2 separate regions of the Homo sapiens genome follow, and region 2 is linked to region 1. The links are chromatin loops, found by intact Hi-C in ENCODE. Cell type or tissue: CD4-positive, alpha-beta T cell. All regions are shown on one strand. Links, peaks and the distances in the headings refer to the core of each region. The heading gives the core; the rest is flanking DNA. Region 1 holds the start of RPL24 (ribosomal protein L24). Region 2 overlaps CEP97 (centrosomal protein 97).

What was found. Hi-C counts contacts between places; a loop is a spot of excess contacts. Peaks named below come from ENCODE experiments on the same cell type or tissue, not always from the same donor. Only the 100,000 strongest peaks of a DNase experiment are listed, where the experiment ranks them.
Region 2: it touches region 1 in a loop (2.5-fold over the local background); 24 of 110 quality-filtered maps call a loop at or near these places.

The regions. Positions count from the first base shown.
Region 1 is chr3:101,682,655-101,691,133 of GRCh38, forward strand. It overlaps RPL24 (ribosomal protein L24), which reads right to left and starts at 4,064. Exons shown (of 6, transcript NM_000986.4): 1 at 4,018-4,064; 2 at 3,828-3,903; 3 at 3,164-3,274; 4 at 117-253. The coding sequence starts at 4,022. LOC124906262 (endogenous retrovirus group K member 5 Gag polyprotein) reads left to right here. Exons shown (of 3, transcript XM_047449415.1): 2 at 2,241-4,735. The coding sequence starts at 4,725. RefSeq lists enhancers at 3,461-3,650, 3,641-4,840, 3,811-4,300, 4,311-4,360, 5,271-5,824 and 2 more. In CD4-positive, alpha-beta T cell, for the core only: no CTCF peak of the experiment used is centred there; DNase peaks (open chromatin) are centred at 4,167 and 4,747; H3K4me3 peaks cover 2,260 bases; H3K27ac peaks cover 2,215 bases.
Region 2 is chr3:101,767,652-101,776,130 of GRCh38, forward strand. CEP97 (centrosomal protein 97) reads left to right here. Exons shown (of 11, transcript NM_024548.4): 11 at 1-2,911. Among named protein-coding and RNA genes, the nearest start is that of NXPE3, 7.3 kb to the right of the region's middle. RefSeq lists an enhancer at 1,898-1,977. In CD4-positive, alpha-beta T cell, for the core only: no CTCF peak of the experiment used is centred there; a DNase peak (open chromatin) is centred at 1,760.

The DNA of each region.
Region 1 (8,479 bases), core at 2,628-6,627:
TTAACCACCAAATCAGCTTAACATATATTAATCTATATGGTAACTTTAATTACTGAAGACCCAAACCTAAAATCCATCCGAATAGGTAAAATGCTCATAATGAAAGCATTCCTCACCTGATAGCTTGTTCTCGTTGAGCCTTTCTAACTTCAGGTTTCTGATTCCTCTTGGCCATTATATCAGCAAGAGATGCACCAGTAATGGCCCTCTGGAATTTGACTGCTCGGCGGGTTCTTTTCTTTTGAATTTCTTCCTGCAAAACAAAGATGAGGGGCACACTTAGGAACCTTCCTTCAAGAATTTAGAGGGAGGAAAAATTAAGTCTTTTAAGACAGGGCAAATGAAGTATTTTAAGATTCATATTCAACAAAAAATAATTCATATATTTGAAATAAAACATGTTTTCCCTTATGGATTAAGCCCTCTATTACAAATCCTAGCCATTTTTTTACTACCTTAAAAAGACACACAAAAAATTGAACTCTAAGGAAAATGGTTATTCCATGAACTGCATAGTAGTATAAATGAAGACTGTTTATACTTTTAATAATTTACTTATTGAAAAAAATTATCATATTCAGCTTTTTTAACTCAAAGGACTGTCACTAGGAGAAATAAATTAAGACAATTATTTGACAGGAGAGCCACCAAATGTTAGGTAGGATTTGTCTGAGAAGGTATTGTGGAATCTAACACTTTCTGTAGATTACTGGAAATCTATACTACAGTGTTTATGAGAAAAAGATCTTGCAGTGCACCTTTAAGTCAAGAACAAAGTATATTCGAATAGTTGTTTATTAAGGCACTGACATGCAAAATTACCTTAAAAACTTTTAACAAAAATAAGGCACATTGGTGGTTTACAGACATGCTAATTTTAAACTTTTTAGAAAGATGCAATCTTATTGTTTCTACAGTAAAATGGCAGTTTTTCTACAGTAAATGGCAGTATTTACCTGTTTAATATTCTTGTCTCAAACGAACACTTAAACATTTTTTTTATTGTGGTAAAAATGTAAAGTTGACAATTTTAACCTTTTGGTTTTTCTTTTCTTTTTTTTTTTTTTTTTTAAAGACTCAGCCTTGCTCTGTTGCCCAGGCTGGAGTGCAGTGGCATGATCTTGGCTCACTGCAACCTCCGCCTCCACCTCCGGGGTTCAAGCAATTCTGCCTCAGCCTCCTGAGTAGCTGGGATCACAAGTAACCGCCACCACGCCCGGCTAATTTTTGTATTTTTAGTAGAAACCGGGTTCCACCATGTTGCCCAGGCTGGTCTCTAACGCCTGAGCTCAGGCAATCTGTCCGCCTTGGCCTCCCCAAGTGGTAGAATTACAGGCGTGAGCCACCATCCCCAGCCTGTTTTCTATTTTTTTAAGTAGAAACTGGGGTCTTCACTACTATGTTGCCAGGTTGGTTTCAAACTCCTGGGCTCAAGCTCAAGGGATCCTCTTGCCTGGGCCTCCCAAAGTGCTGGAATTACAGGCGTGAGGCACTGCACTAGGCCCATTTTAACTTTTTTTTTTTTTTTTAAATGGAGCCTCACCCTGTCACCCAGGGTGGAGTGCAGTGGCACAATCCCAGCTCACTGCAACCCCCCACTTCCTGGGTTCAAGCTATTCTCCTGCCTCAGCCTCCCAAGTAGCTGGGACTACAGGCACCTGCCACCATGTCCGGCTAATTTTTTTTTGTATTTTTAGTAGAGACAGGGTTTCACTCTGTGGGCCAGGCTGTTCTTGAACTCCTGACCTGGTGATCCACTCGTTTTGGCCTCCCAAAGTGCTGGGATTACAGGCATGTAAGCCACCATGCCCAGCCTCATTTTAACTTTTTAAATTATAATTTAGCTATGCAGGATGGCTCGCGCCTGTAATGCCAGTACTTTGGGTGGCCAAGGCAGGAGGATTACTTGAGCCCAAGAATCTGAGACGAAATTGGGCAACATCGCAAAGATTTCTGTCTCCTCAAAATATATTTAAAAAATAGCTGGGCCATGGTGGCATGTGCCTGTGGACCACGGGGTAGGCGGAGGTGGGAGGATCACTTGAGCCCATAAGGTTGAGGTGGAGTGAGCTGTGATCCTGCCACTGCTCTCCAGCCTGAGCAACAGAGGACCTGTCTCCCCAAAAAAAAAAAAAAAAAAAAAAAAAAAAAAAAAAAAAGGTATAGTGGCCTTATGTACATTCATAGCGCTGTGTAGCTATCACCATTATCCATCTAAATAACTTTTTTTTTTTTTAAAGGTCTCCTATGTTGCCTCAAACAATCCTCCCACCTTGGCCTCCGGAGGAGCTAGAGTACAGCCGCTGCCACCAAGCCCGGATTTGCTATGACACTGATATACAAGTTATAGAGTCCCTGCTTTCAACTGTTTTAGGGTATAACTTAGAAGTGGAACTGCTGGGATAATTTTTATGTTTACCCTTTTGAGAAAACACCAAATGATTTTTCACAGCTGTTGCATATTTAGCAATGCACAAAGGTTCCAATTTCTCCCCATCCTCACCAACACCTGTAATTCCTGTTTTTTTTTTTCCTGAATAGTCACCCTAATAGGTGTGTCATATCCACTTTTAAGTTTCTCCTTCCTCTGAACTTTCAACATATTTTATGTCTGATGGCATTTATTTCTCACAATACCTAGAAAAGTCCTTCATCCAGAAGGTGTTCAGTAAGTATTCCCAAGCCTCCTGAATACTAGTCCTACCATGGCACTCAAACTTTTTCTCATGTATAACCCAGCTAAAAGGACACTTAACAAGGACCAGAAAAACCACTGTTTTTCTAGTGAATGAACTAGTGTATGGTGGACTGGTTCATGGTCCACTGGCTATGTTAGGACTAATCCTGTAAATATTGCAATCAAAACCAAATTATGGTAACTTCTCAATTTCCTCCCACTGGAAAACTAAGCCCTTCCACCCTGCCCTATAACGCAAAGGTGCTTAACGTAATTTATCTGACTTTAAAATTTCAACTCGGTATTGCTACTAGCCTAAAATATATAGAGACAGTTTATAATATCTTTTTCATTTTGCTGACGCTTTACAGTTTAAGAGCTCTTTCGCATACAGTCTGATTTAATTTTACAGAGCAGAAAACCAACGTTCAGAGAGCTTTGACAACTTAAGAGATAGCCCCCAACATCAAGGCGTATTCCACTTACCGACTGTCCCTTTTTGTGCTTCCTTCTGTAGAGGACAGTCCAGTTTATCTGCCGAGGATTCCTCTTGGAAAGGAAAGCCGACTCGCATTTCGCATTAAGAAACTGGAAAACCTAGAGTGACAAATGCAAAGGAATTACTATTTAACTATACAAAGTACAAGAGGCTGAGTAAGCTTGGAATCCTTAGAAGATCAATATGCTAGTTCTGGCTTATCATTTTACAAAACTGAGGCCCACAAGGACCAAAAGGCTGTCACATAACTGGCAGGTAACTGTGTCACACTATGAAGGTCCTTGCGTTTAGTCTTTTCTCGAGAGCAGGAAATCTAGGCTCATAGCAAAGGACAGGGTGGTGCGTCCTTCTGGGAAGCATTCTGCTCTTGTCCGTCCCAGGATTCCAAAGGGTACCTCCGTACCTCAGTTATTTCCCTTACACCGGGACATCAGTTACATAAACCCCTCCTGATGTCCGACCTGGCTCACAATAAATAATCAACACTGGTTCACTTAGAGGTTTCTGGTCCTAACGACCAGTCCACAGAGCGTCCACGAAGACTTCCAGAGGCCAGTGGTGATGTGGGGAATAAACCCGCCTAAACCGAATTAAACCAGCCTTTCCTCCTCGGAGTACAAGAAGGTAGGTGAAGCCGACGCGGCTTTTTACCTTCCCGTCGGTCCTGGCGTAGCGCCTCCCGTGTCCGGGGTAGATCTTGTACCCGCTAAAACTGCACAGCTCGACCCTGCAACAAAAAGTGAAAGTCCATCAGGGAGGGTGTCTACAGCCATGCCAGGGACGACAGAGAGGAGTTCTGCCCGAGGATGTAAGCGGATTGGGAACCACGGGTCGTGCTTACTTCATGGCGACAGCTCCACGGAAAGACAAAAGATGGCGAAAAGAAAGAGAGAATCATGGGAAGAGACCTTATAAGGTCGCTGCGGGGATGGGGGCCGGAAATCTCCTCCCCAATATCCTTCGATGCTCCTGGCCCTCCTTGATGACGTAATCATCGCGAGGCGAAAGATCTCGTTTTCCCTGACAGCTGACTTCCTCTGGCGCAATTCATCCAGAGGCGCTGGAGGGTTCTCGGGCCCAGAGGGCCTGCCAAAAAGGCAGTCAGACAGTTGGTTTATGAGTCATTCTGTCTCTGTCTCTCCTCTCTTTTTTTTTTTTGAGACGGAGTTTCGCTCTTGTTGCCCAGGCTGGAGTGCAGTGGCGCAATCTCGGCTCACCGTAACCTCCGCCTCCCAGGTTCAAGCGATTCTCCTGCCTCAGCCTCCCTAGTAGCTGGGATTACAGGCATGTGCCACCACGTCCGGCTAATTTTGTATTTTTCGTAGAGACGGGGTTTCTCCATGTTGGTCAGGCTGGTCTCGAACTCCTGACCTCAGGTGGTCCGCCCTCCTCGGCCTCCCAAAGTGTTGGGATTATAGGCGGGAGCCACTGCGCCCGGCCCATTCTGCCTCTCTTACTGCCAAGTATCCTAGAGCCATCTTCCGGCTGCAGGGAATGTGAACTGAAGAGAAAGGTGTCCTCTCTTCTCATAAAGAGACCCAAAGACGAATGCCCCGCAGGTAAAACCAGTCACATTTTGCCTTCCCTGTTGGCCCATTTCCTCAACCAAACAAATTAATAGTTTCACCATTTATAAGAAAGTAATGACAACCGAACCGTTTCTCAGGCTGTGCGAATCGAACAGTGCGCGTTGGCGCTTTGCATTAATTATAATTAACATTCTTTGAGCGCTTTCTCTGTGCCGGGAATTATGCCAAAGGCTTTTTAAACATGAGCTCATTCAGTTTCCAAAATTCCTATTAAGTACCTGCCTAAGAACTACAATTCGGAGTTGCTGCCTAGTGAAGTTGAGGGGGTCGGTGGAGCCCCGCTGGGAGGCCAAGGGCTCAATCTGTTGAGCCCTTCTATGATGCTACATATTTCATCGTATGACAAGGAGTGGCCAGAGGCAATTCTTGAATTCTGTGGGAGGTTGCAGTATATGACTAGGAAACAAATGTAATGACTGAGTTCTGCTTTCTATGTATGCAACTCACCCTAAAAACGTTTTGTAAGGTAGCTGGTTGAAGATATTTGGAATGTCTAACAAGTTGGCTGACTAATGTCATGAAAACTGTACAATTGTGTTGGAGCCAGTCTTTTTTTTTTTTTTTTTTCCTTGAGACGGAGTTTCGCTCTTTCATTCAGGCTGGAGTGAAGTGGCGCGGTCTCGGCTCACTGCAACCTCCGCCCTCTGGGTTCAAACGATTGATTCTCCTGCCTCAGCCTCCCGAGTAGCTGGGATTACAGGCGCCTGCCACCACGCTCGGCTAATTTTTGTATTTTTAGTAGAGATGGGGTTTCACCATGTTGTCCAGGCTGGTCCCAAACTCTTGACCTCAGGTGATCCACTCGTTCTCCCAAAGTGCTAGGATTACAGGCGTGAGCCACCGCGCCGGGCCTGGAACCAGTCTTAAGAATGATGTTAGGTGGCCAGTCATGGCGGCTCATGCCTGTAATTACGGCACTTTGGGAGGCCGAGGTGGGCGGATCACCTGAGGTTAGGAGTTCCAGCCCAGCCTGGTCAAAATGGTGAAACCCCTTCTCTACTAAAAATACAAAAATTAGCTGGGCGTGGTGGCGCACGCCTGTAATCCCAGCTCCTCGGGAGGCTGCGGGAGGAGAATCGCTTGAACCCGGGAGGCAGAGGTTGCATTTAGCCAAGATCGCGCCACTACACTCCAGCCTGGGCAAGAAGAGCAAAACTCCATATCAAAAAAAAAAAAAAAAAGGAGGCCGGGTGCAGCGGCTCACGTCTGTAATCCCGGCACTGTGGAATGCCGAGGCGGGCGGATCACGAGGTCAGGAGTTTGAGACCAGCCTGGGTAACACGATGAAACCCCGCCTCTACAAAAAAAAAAAAAAATTAGCCTGGTGTGGTGGTGCGCGCCTGTAGTCCCACCTACTCGGGAGGCTGAGGCAGGAAAATCGCTTGAACCCGGGAAGCGGAGGTTGCAGAGAGCCAAGATCGCACCACTGCACTCCAGCCTGGGCGACAGAGCGAGACTCCGTGTGAAAACAAACAAACAACAACAACAAAAAACCAAAACAAAACATCTTTCAGAAATAGTCCTGGCTTCTACAAGATCCAAGGCACAGCTGAGTTTAGGTAGCCGGTGGAACCAAGATCCACCTGAAGGAATGCAGTCCTTTTTTGTTCCACAGAACCTCAGAATTTATAGTCCCTTCCCAATATTTTAGAAAGATTTTGTTTTATTGTTCTTTAAAATTACGTTTGGCCTGACTGGTTCTGTGGAAGAAATGCAGGAAACTGGACCTTAGGGATTTTGGCTGTATTTCACTCTTTACTGGAGGGCCTTCTTGTCAGGGTTCCTTGTAACACACTCCCATAACAAACAAATTGTGCTCAAAATGCTCTTAGAATAGGGAGAAATTTTGCAGAGAGAGACCTCTAAATGAATTTATATTATACAGTGTCATAAAGTAGAGCTTCTGACACCATCCGTAAATTATTGCTGACTTTATCCATGCTTTTGCTTTTATCATAGGCAAAAGGTTCAGCTACACTCTATTCTCTTTTTATTCATTTATGGAGCAATACTGAACCAAACTTGGTGCCCTTTTCAGCCTCTGTCCCTGTGAGAACAGTGTGTTGCTTCCCTTCACAGTTTCGTCACCCATTTGTACATATTTCCCTGCTATATTAGTTTCCTGTAGTTGCTGTAACAAATTACTATGGACTTGGTAACAACACAGATACATATTTTCTCACAGTTCTGGAGGCAGTAAGTTCAAAATCAGTATCACTAGGCTGAAATCAAGGTATCTTTGTGCTCTCTGGATCAAGGATCTAAGGCAGAACGTGTTCCTTGCTCTTCCAATTTCCACTCATCTAAACCACTCTTGAATTCCTAACCCATAGAAACTGTTAGATCATAAATGTGTGTTGTTTTAAACTGTTTAGGGGAGTAATTTGTTAATATAGAAATAGGTAATATAGGAGGTAAGGAAAAATTGACAATGAGGACTTGGTGAATCGTGGTATCATTTGTCAAGAGTTGACAGATAAGAGGAAGGGAGTAGGTTTGTCAGGGAAAGGGTTAATTTTTTTTTTTTGGAGACTTGTTGCCCAGGCTGGAGTACAATGGCATGATCTTGGCTCACCACAACTTCCGCCTCCTGGGTTCAAGTGATTTTGCTGCCTCAGCCTCCCGAGTAGCTGGGATTACAGGCATGTGCCACCACACCCAGCTAATTTTGTATTTTTAGTAGAGATGGGATTTCTCCATATTGGTCAGGCTGGTCTCGAACTCCTGACCTCAGGTGATCCACCCGCCTCGGCCTCCCAAAGTGCTGGGATTATAGGCATGAACCGCTGCGCTCAGCCCGAAAGGGTTAATTTTGAAAAGGCTGGGTTCAAGATGCTGATAGGGATATTAAGGTACAACTGTGTAGTGGGAAGTTAAACATGTTCAGAAGAGTGTTTGTAATATGATTTATTTTATGTTTTAATTTTTTTTTGAGATAGGGCCTCACCTTGTCTCCCAGGCTGAAGTGCAGTGGATGATCAGGGTTCACTGCAGTCCCTACCTCCTGGGCTCAAGTGATCATCCCACCTCAGCCCCATGAATAGCTGGGACTATAGGTGTTTGCCACCATGGCCAGCTAATTTTTTGTATTTTTGGTGGAGATGGGGTTTCACCATGTTGCCTTGGCAGGTCTTGAACTGGACTCAAGCGAGCAGCCCACCTCAGCCTTCCAAAGTGCTGGGATCACAAGCGTGAGCCACCATGTCCAGCCAAGGATATATTTTAGTAGTAATGAACTTATGGTGACAGAATATGTGGGATAACGTCACCTACTGTCACAAGCTGGCTTCTCTGGAAACAGTTACTGAGACTGACTTTGGGGTTCAAGATATTTGTTACAGATCAAGTCTTGTGAAGGGAAGGGGGAGAAAACAGTGTTAGGCAGAGGAAGAAGTTGCATATGTTATAGGCCCAACTAAACCTCAGTCAGGCCGTGTGTGGTGGCTTATGCCTGTAATGCCAGCACTTTGGGAGGCCAAGGTGGGAGGATTGCTTGAGCACAGGAGTTTGAGGCTGAAGTGAGCTATGATCGCACCACTGCAATCAATCAATCAATAAACTTCAGTCAACCCTGCCAGGAGCTATGGAACAATTATTGTTTGTTGGAGTGTTCTGTGTTGGGCTAAATGTGAAGCCTCTTTATACTTCTACCTTACTCAGTCACCATATGGGGGCTGCCCCAGAGAGGTCATGACCTCAAGTGAGGAAGTACTC
Region 2 (8,479 bases), core at 1-4,000, 82 kb after region 1:
CCTTTGCCTTGTTTCTTTAGCCCACAAATAGTACTCAGCATACTTTCATTAAAAATTTGGCACAATATGATAATTGTTAATATTCTGTTCTTCGTCTGTGTTTTATTTAACTTTTACTAGTGTTTAGAAGTGCAAGAATATTAAATAGCCCCTTCCTTAACTGTACATATTATCTTGAATGTAGATAAAATGAAAATACTGTAAATTAGAGTGTAGGAAAACTGGCATAGAGTTAATATATTTTAATGGGTTTACATTATACTTTAAAAGTAATTTATATAATTAAAATATTTGGTTTTAACTCTATGGGCTATTCTTTGGTTGGCTGAAGAGGGAATGGGTCTAGTAAGGTTTGGAAAGTTAAGCTTTGAACATGGTCTTTGTGTTTTTTTCCTAACAAGGAAAGGTTTAGTTCAGCTGTGCTATTTTAGTACACATCAGTTCTCTTGATTTATGGAAGATTCAGTTTATCAATTAAGAATTCCTGCAGAAGCACAGAATCATACCATGTAAGAGTTGGAAGGAAGCTTAAGAGATTTCTGTTCGAATCTCTTTGTTTCAAAGATGAAACTAAAGCACAGCATGTTAAATGACTTGTCTAAGTTATAGCTAGTTAGTAGTAAATAAACTGAAAACCTATATGCTACTGTAGTCCAAAATTTTATTATGTCCTCTTAATCTTTACATTTAGTGAGTCAGTAAGGAAATCTCTGCATATTTCTCATTCTCTTTGAAAGAGGAAAAAAACTTCTAAGAGAGCTACAACTCTATCACTCATGACAGAGTTGCTTGTAGAAAATAACTAATTCCTTCAGAACCCTGAGTGAATTTTTTCTAAGAAATGTGACTTGATTAAAATGGTTTCAAAAGAGCAATAGTGGAAATTAAAGTTTTAGAAAAGAGACCTGGCGTGGTGGTTGACAACTGTAATCCCAGTGCTTTGGGAGGCTGAGGCCAGAGGATCACTTGAGGCCAGGAGTTCAAGACCAGCCTGGACAACATAGCAAGACCCCCCTCTCTACAAAAAAAATTTTTTTCTGAAAAGAATAAGTACATTTTAGAGTCCATTTATTTGACGACAGGCAGTATGACAGGTTGCTGAGGTATATAAAATTTTCTAGAGAAATGCTGAGTTTGATGACATTTTATCTTCAGTTTTGTAGAACAGATGTTAAAATGTTAACTCTCCTGGTGTGCAGAAAGCTGTAATCATGACAGTTGATAATATGCAATTTAGTTTGATTTTATAGGTTTAATTATAAAAGGCTTCACAATATGCATGTTTTAGGAAAATGTTCATTTATTTAGTCATATAATCGTTTGTATATATGTAAATAACTTTATTCTGGAATAATGTGGGTGCCATCTTGAGCGTGTGTTTTTATCTGTTTTGGATTATTTTTTGTATACAAACACCATAATACTGTATTTTCCTGTTATCTACTTAAGTCTAGTTCTACTTTTTCCCAATAATTTCAGGAAAATACAAGCTTGAGATATTATACTATCTCCCTTGGTATTTTTTGTGTGCAAAGTCTTAGAATTGGATTTATAACATTGATAATAAAAATATAAAACGTTTTTCCTCGGGAGTTAAGATGGTAAAAAGAAAAAAATAGAATGAATATGATCATTTCTCCATCATAAAGGAAAGAAGAGACTTCATTGTGTGTGTGTTTTTTTTTTTTTTTTCGAGATAGAGTTTCACTGTTGTCACCCAGGCTGGTCTCAGCTCACTGCAACCTCCACTTCCTGGGTACAAGCGATTCTCCTGCCTCAGCTTCCTGTGTAGCTGGGATTACAGGTGTGCAACCACAAGGCTCGGCTAATTTTTTTGTATTTTTAGTAGAGATGGGGTTTCACCATGTTGGCCAGGCTGGTCTCGAACTCCTGACCTCAAGTGATCCACCCACCTCGGCCTCGCAAAGTGCTGAGATTACAGGTGTGAGCCACTGTGCCCAGCCGAGACTTCATTGTTTAATGTATATTTTTATTTTTTCCAAACACCAGCTCGAATCAGAGTATATTTTTATTTTGCCACATACCTTTAAAAGGTATTTATTGTGTCATAATGTTTTAAATGTTAAATATATGATACCCTCATTCATGAAGTGAAGCAGAAAGGGTCTGTAAGGAACATTCTAAACATTTTTAATGATATTGCTTTTACTGATCAAGCTTGTTGTGCCATATTAAAATTAAAAGTCAAATAAACAAAGCAGTCCTCACAGCCTTGGAAAGAAATAGATAATTGTCTTCTTAAGATGAGGTGCTTTTTATCTGTGGATGAATGGAAATCACACTGAATTTTAATTCTTATTTATTTTAGTGGATAGCAGGAATCACTCTGTAGTAGTTGTGTTCATTTTCTTTTCTTTTTCTTTTCTTTTTTTTGAGAGAGTCTCGCTCTGTCACCAGGCTGGAGTGCAGTGGCGTGATCTCGGCTCACTGCAACCTCCATCTCCTGGGTTCAAGTGATTCTCCTGCCTCATCCTCCCGAGTAGCTAAGACTACAGGCACACGCCACCATGCCCAGCTAATTTTTATATTTTTAGTAGAGATGGGGTTTCACCATGTTGGCCAGGATGGTCTCAATCTCTTGACCTCGTGATCCACCCAGTTTGGCCTCCCAAAGTGCTGGGATTACAGGCGTGAGCCACTACACCTGGCCTTGTTCATCTTCTAATTAAATATCTTTGAATGTTTTGTAATAATTTTAATGTTGACAATAAGAGTTTAAAAATAATTTGATTTTGGACTGTATTTAGATTTCTCTTTAATTTTGCTGTAGAAATAGTAAATGATTTAAAGTGGTTATGATGTGTTTTATGAAGGCTTACTATTTTATATTGTACTTATTTAATTTGTATTTGAGTCTGTCTAATTTTAAATAAAAGGTTTATACATTTGAGTGCTTCATCTGTTTATTTTAGTGATTAGTAGTAATGATTGTTATTCATTGTGCTTGTAATTAATGGATAAAGTTCAGAATAAATTGCAAATAGAACCCTACTAAGCAATGTCCAGAGTATTCTCATTATATAAGTGAATTTACAATAAAACAGCTTTTGCCTTATGAAAATGGATATGAAGTGGAAGGAATGCTAATTCAGTTTTATTCAGTATAGATTTCGTTACCTCTAGATACTCACTAGAATTCTCTAGACAGAGAAGAGCAGACATCCTTCAAAGAGCATAGATGACATCGTCCGGGGCTAGTGAAGGTAGTGAGTGTTGGGGGGTAAGTTGAGTAGAAGCCCTCTCATTTGACACTATTGGAACCTGTAGTTGGTTAGCGAATAAAAAAATTACAGCAGGGAGTCATAAAAGATTATATATATATGATATATATATGTATCTATGCATCATAAACTTTAAAATATTTTTATTGAAATATAATTGGCATATTTAAAGTGGACATTTAAAGGCATAATTATTTTTAATTTTTATTTCCTTTTTTAAAACTTTTAAGGCATATTTAAAGTTGCATATTTAAAGTGGACAATTTGGCTGGGCTTGATGGCTCATGCCTGTAATCCCAGCACTTTGGGAAGCCGAAGTGGGTGGATTACTTGAGGTCAAGAGTTTGAGACCAGCCTGGCCAACATGGCGAGACCCCATCTTTACTAAAAATACAAAAAGATTAGCCGGGCATTGGTGGTGGGTGCCTGTAATCCCAGCTACTTGGGAGGCTGAGGTAGGAGAATCGCTTGAACCCAGGAGGCGGAGGTTGCAGTGAACCAAGATTGCACCATTGTACTCCAGCCTGGGTGACAGAACGAAACTCCATCTCAAAAAAAGTACAAAAAAATAAAGCGGACAATTTGATAAATTTTGACACATTGTGCCCATAATACATCACAACAATCAAGATGGCAAACTTATCTATTCCAAGAGATTCCTCATTCCCTTCATGACACATCCTATTTTACCTGGTTTCTTTTACTTAGCATGATTATTTGAGATTCGTCTGATTGCTTTCTGAGTAGTATTTCATTGTATGTATTTGCCAAAATTTGTTTATCCATTAATCTGCTGATGGACATTTGGGTTATTGATACATTTTGGCTATTCGAACTGAAGCTGGTGTAAGCATTTGTGATTAAGTCTTTGTATGAACATGTGTTTTCATTTATTTTGGGTAACTACCTAAGAGTGGAATGATTGGATCTTACAGTAGGTATATGTCTTAACTTTTTAAGAAACTAACAAACCAGTTTTGTTTTCCAAAGTGGTGGTAGCATTTTGCATTCCCACTAGCAGTATATGATGGTTCCGGTTTTTCTACATCCTCACTAACATTTGGTATGGTCAGTCTTTTTAATTTTGTCCATTCTAGTGGATACATAGTAGTATTTCGGTGTGTTTAATTTACATTTCCCTAATGATTAATGATGTTCAGCATCTTTTAATTTATTTGCTGTGTGTCTATCTTTGGTTAAGTGTCCCTAAATTTGAAGTATTCAAAAAATTTATCCATTTAAAAAAAATGGGGGCCAGGCACAGTGGGTCACACCTGTAATCCCAGCACTTTGGGAGGCTGAGGCAGGCAGATCACTTGAGGTCAGGAGTTCGAGACTAGCCTGGCCAACATCATGAAACCCCATCTCTACTAAAAATACAAAAATTAGCTGGGTGTGGTGGTGCGCACCTGTAATCCCAGCTATTCTAGAGGCAGAGACAGGAGAATCATCTGAACCCGCGAGGTGGAAGTTGCAATGAGCCGAGATCACACCACTGTACTCCAGCCTGGGCAACAGAGTGAGACTCCGTGTGAAAAAAAAAAAAAAACAATTAAATTGGGTTGTCTGTCTCCTTATTTTGAGTTGTAAGAATTATTTAGGCCAGGCACGGTGGCTCACGCCTATAATCCCAGCACTTTGGGAGGCCAAGGTGGGCATATCACGAGGTCAGGAGATCGAGACCATCCTGGCTAACACTGTGAAACCCCATCTCTACTAAAAATACAAAAAATTAGCCGGGTGTGGTGGCATGTGCCTGTAGTCCCAGCTACTTGGGAGGTTGAGGCAGGAGAATCGCTTGAACCCAGGAGGTGGAAGTTGCAGTGAACCGAGATCACGCCATTGCACTCCAACCTGGGTGACAGAGGACAGAGCAAGACTTGGTCTCAGAGAAAAAAAAAAAAAAAAAAAGATTTATATAGTCTAGGCACAAGTCCTTGAACAAATATAAAATATTTTGTCTCAGTCTGTGGGTTGCCTTTTCATGTTCATGATCATGGTTTTTGAAGAGAAAAGGGTTAAGATTTTGATGAAGTCTAATATGTTGATTTTTAAATAGTTTGTGCTTTTGGTGTTGTGTTTAAGAAATCTTGCCATACCCAAGGCCACAAAGATATTCTAAGTTTTTTTTCTAGAGGTTTTGTAGTTCTGGCTCTTACACTGAAACCTATGATCCATTTCATGTTAAATTTTTATATGGTACGAGATAAAGTTTATGGTTTCTTTATTTTTTACATATGATTATCCAGGTATCCAGCACCATTTGTTGAAAAAGATTGTCCTCTCCCCATTTAACTGTCTTGTCACCTTTGCAAAAATCAACTGGCCATATACGTATGAATCCATTTCTGGATTGTCTTCTGTTCCAGTGATTGATTTGTTTATATTTCAATACTACACCACCTTCATTACTATAGCTTTATACTAAGTCTTGAAATCAGGTAATGTTTGAGTCCTTTGTTTTTTTCTAATGTTCTTTTCTTTGAGTATAGATGCTCTGTAGTTCTGTGTCTAAATTTTACCTATAATGCACCATTTCCATTTTTAGTTTCTTTAAAATAGAGTAAGAATTTAAAAACATGTATAAAGCCATCAGAATGCAGAATACTTCTAGGTGTTTATAATTTCTCCATCTGATTTTTGACACATTTCTTGCCCATACCTAACTCAACTGCAGTTTTTTTACCTTTTTAAGCAATTCACTTTTGAGTCTTTCCGAAACACTCAACTTTGTTTTCCTTGAATATTTTTTGTTTTTACACTAGATTTCAAAGGTTCACATAATAAGTGCTTAGATTGCCAGGCGCGGTGGCTCACGCCTGTAATCCCAGCACTTTGGGAGGCCGAGGTGGGCGGATCACAAGGTCAGGAGATCGAGACCATCCTGGCTAACATGGTGAAACCCCGTCTCTACTAAAAATACAAAAAATTAGCCGGGCGTGGTTGAAGGCGCCTGTAGTCCCAGCTACTCGGGAGGCTGAGGAAGGAGAATGGCGTGAACCCGGGAGGCGGAGCTTGCAGTGAGCCAAGATCCCACCACTGCACTCCAGCCTGGGTGACAGAGGGAGACTCCGTCTCAAAAAAAAAAAAAAAAAGTGCTTAGATTATATTATTATAATCACGTTATAACTGGAATAAACTGGTTTGGAAACAAATACGACTCAAATTGGTGGGAGCAGAAGTCCATATTCTGGAGAGGGAGTAGGATAGCAAAGCTTTTCTTGTATTGTTTCATCTATCTTTGAAGGAAAAGAAAACTTTTTGCCCCCTCAAACAATTGAAGCTGATTCCCAGTTTGGTGATGAAGTGGATGTTGGTGCTTCATCAGATCTGAATTAGCAAGAGTATTGGTTCCCAAACTTTCTGGTAATCATAATCTGGGGAGTACATATTGTATGATCCTATTTATATGAAATTCTGGAAAAAGCAACACTATAGGGAGAGAAAATAGATAAGTGGTTGTTAGAGATTGAGGAACAGATTGACTAAAAAGGGCTTGCATGTGGGAATTTTTAGGGTGAAACTATTTTGTATGGTACTGTGATGGTGGATACGTTTGTCTACAAACTTGTCAAAATCCATAGAACAATACATCACAAAGTCTGAACTTTTTTCAAGTTTTGCCAAAAAATAAATCTCTATTGAGGATGTCAAGGGGATCTCAGAATGGAATGTGGACTATGACAAATGACACCAACTGTATTACAAATTTATGACATAACCTCACTGAGCTAGAGACAAAAAGAACTGTATAGGAACACTGTACTCTGGTTGGTAAATGTTTCTTACAGGGGTACAGGTTGTCTATTCTGTAACTGCATCTATACTAGGCTTAAACAAATAAGTAAATATAGATAATCATGGCCAGCTATCTCACTGTTAGAAAAAGAAATTACAAATATGCAAAGGAGAAATGCAGGAATGAACCCTGTGGTGCTGGATTGGAGTTGGAGATATCAATATGAACTCATGTCTACACAGGTAGTTATGGAAGTAAATATAGACATGTATGTCTATATAAATGTAAATGTATATATAAAGATACAGTGCATATGTTTATACATGGGTTAGTATACCCATGTACATTTTTAGCTCTGTACAGGCCTAGAAAGAATGATCCTTCAGTAGCAACAAGCATACATAGCACTCATGTCTTGGTCTCTACAATTCTTCAATAAAAGGGAACAAGGCTCTTTGGAGAAATGGTTGATTCCAGGGGCGGAGCAAAGAAAAAAAAAGTGATCCCAGAACATCTTAAGTGCCAGAAAGTAAGGAAGTGATAAGCAAACAAATGATCAAGCATGTAAAAGAGATACATGAAGCAACCTGAAAGAGGTCCCAATGGCAAAAGCTGAAATAATTTGAGCAGCAAAATAACAACAGATTATAAATCAAGGAATAAAATAAATATCCATGAGTGCACCCTGATGTAAATTATTGAATAAATAGCTGGAGAAGAAGGGGCAACTCTTTCATTTTTTTTTCTAAGTTTTTAATCCTCTCAGGGTACAGAAGGACAACTCTTAGAGAAGACTTCCAAATAATAAATGCAGAAAGAATGAAGGAAATAGGAAAATCACCATTCGAAAACCACTATAATAATTGCTACAACAGAAATCCACGATGAATACCTAAATTAGTGGGCAAAACTATAAGAAGAGATAGAATATTTGTGTAGCTTCAAAGTATCTTCCCTTAAATATATATTGATTATTATGGTGGTTTAAACATGTACCCAAAAGTTCATTGATACTCCTTCCTTCATAAGATAAAGCTTAATTTCCCTCTCCTGAGTGTGAGCTGGATTTAGTGACTTGCTACTAATGGATGGAGTATGGAAAAAGAAAATTAGCAACTCTATTGCGGAGAAACGTAGCATATAACACCTCAATCAAATGATCATGGTTAACATCACCAGTGATAAATCATGTCACATTTTCCTTAATCTGATGCAGTGAAGACATTTCATTCTGGTGTTCTTTCCCCGAGTCTAACCATGAGTAAACAAACACCAGGCAAATTCAAGTTGAGGGGTAGTCTACAAAATGCCTGATCAATATTCTTTTTTTTTTTTTGAGATGTAGTCTCACTCTTTCTCCTAGGCTGGAGTGCAGTGGCGCAATCTCGGCTCACTGCAACCTCCACCTCCCAGGTTCAAGCGATTCTCCTGCCTCAGCCTCCTGAGTAGCTGGGACTACAGGCGTGTGCTACTACGCCTCGCTAATTTTTGTATTTTT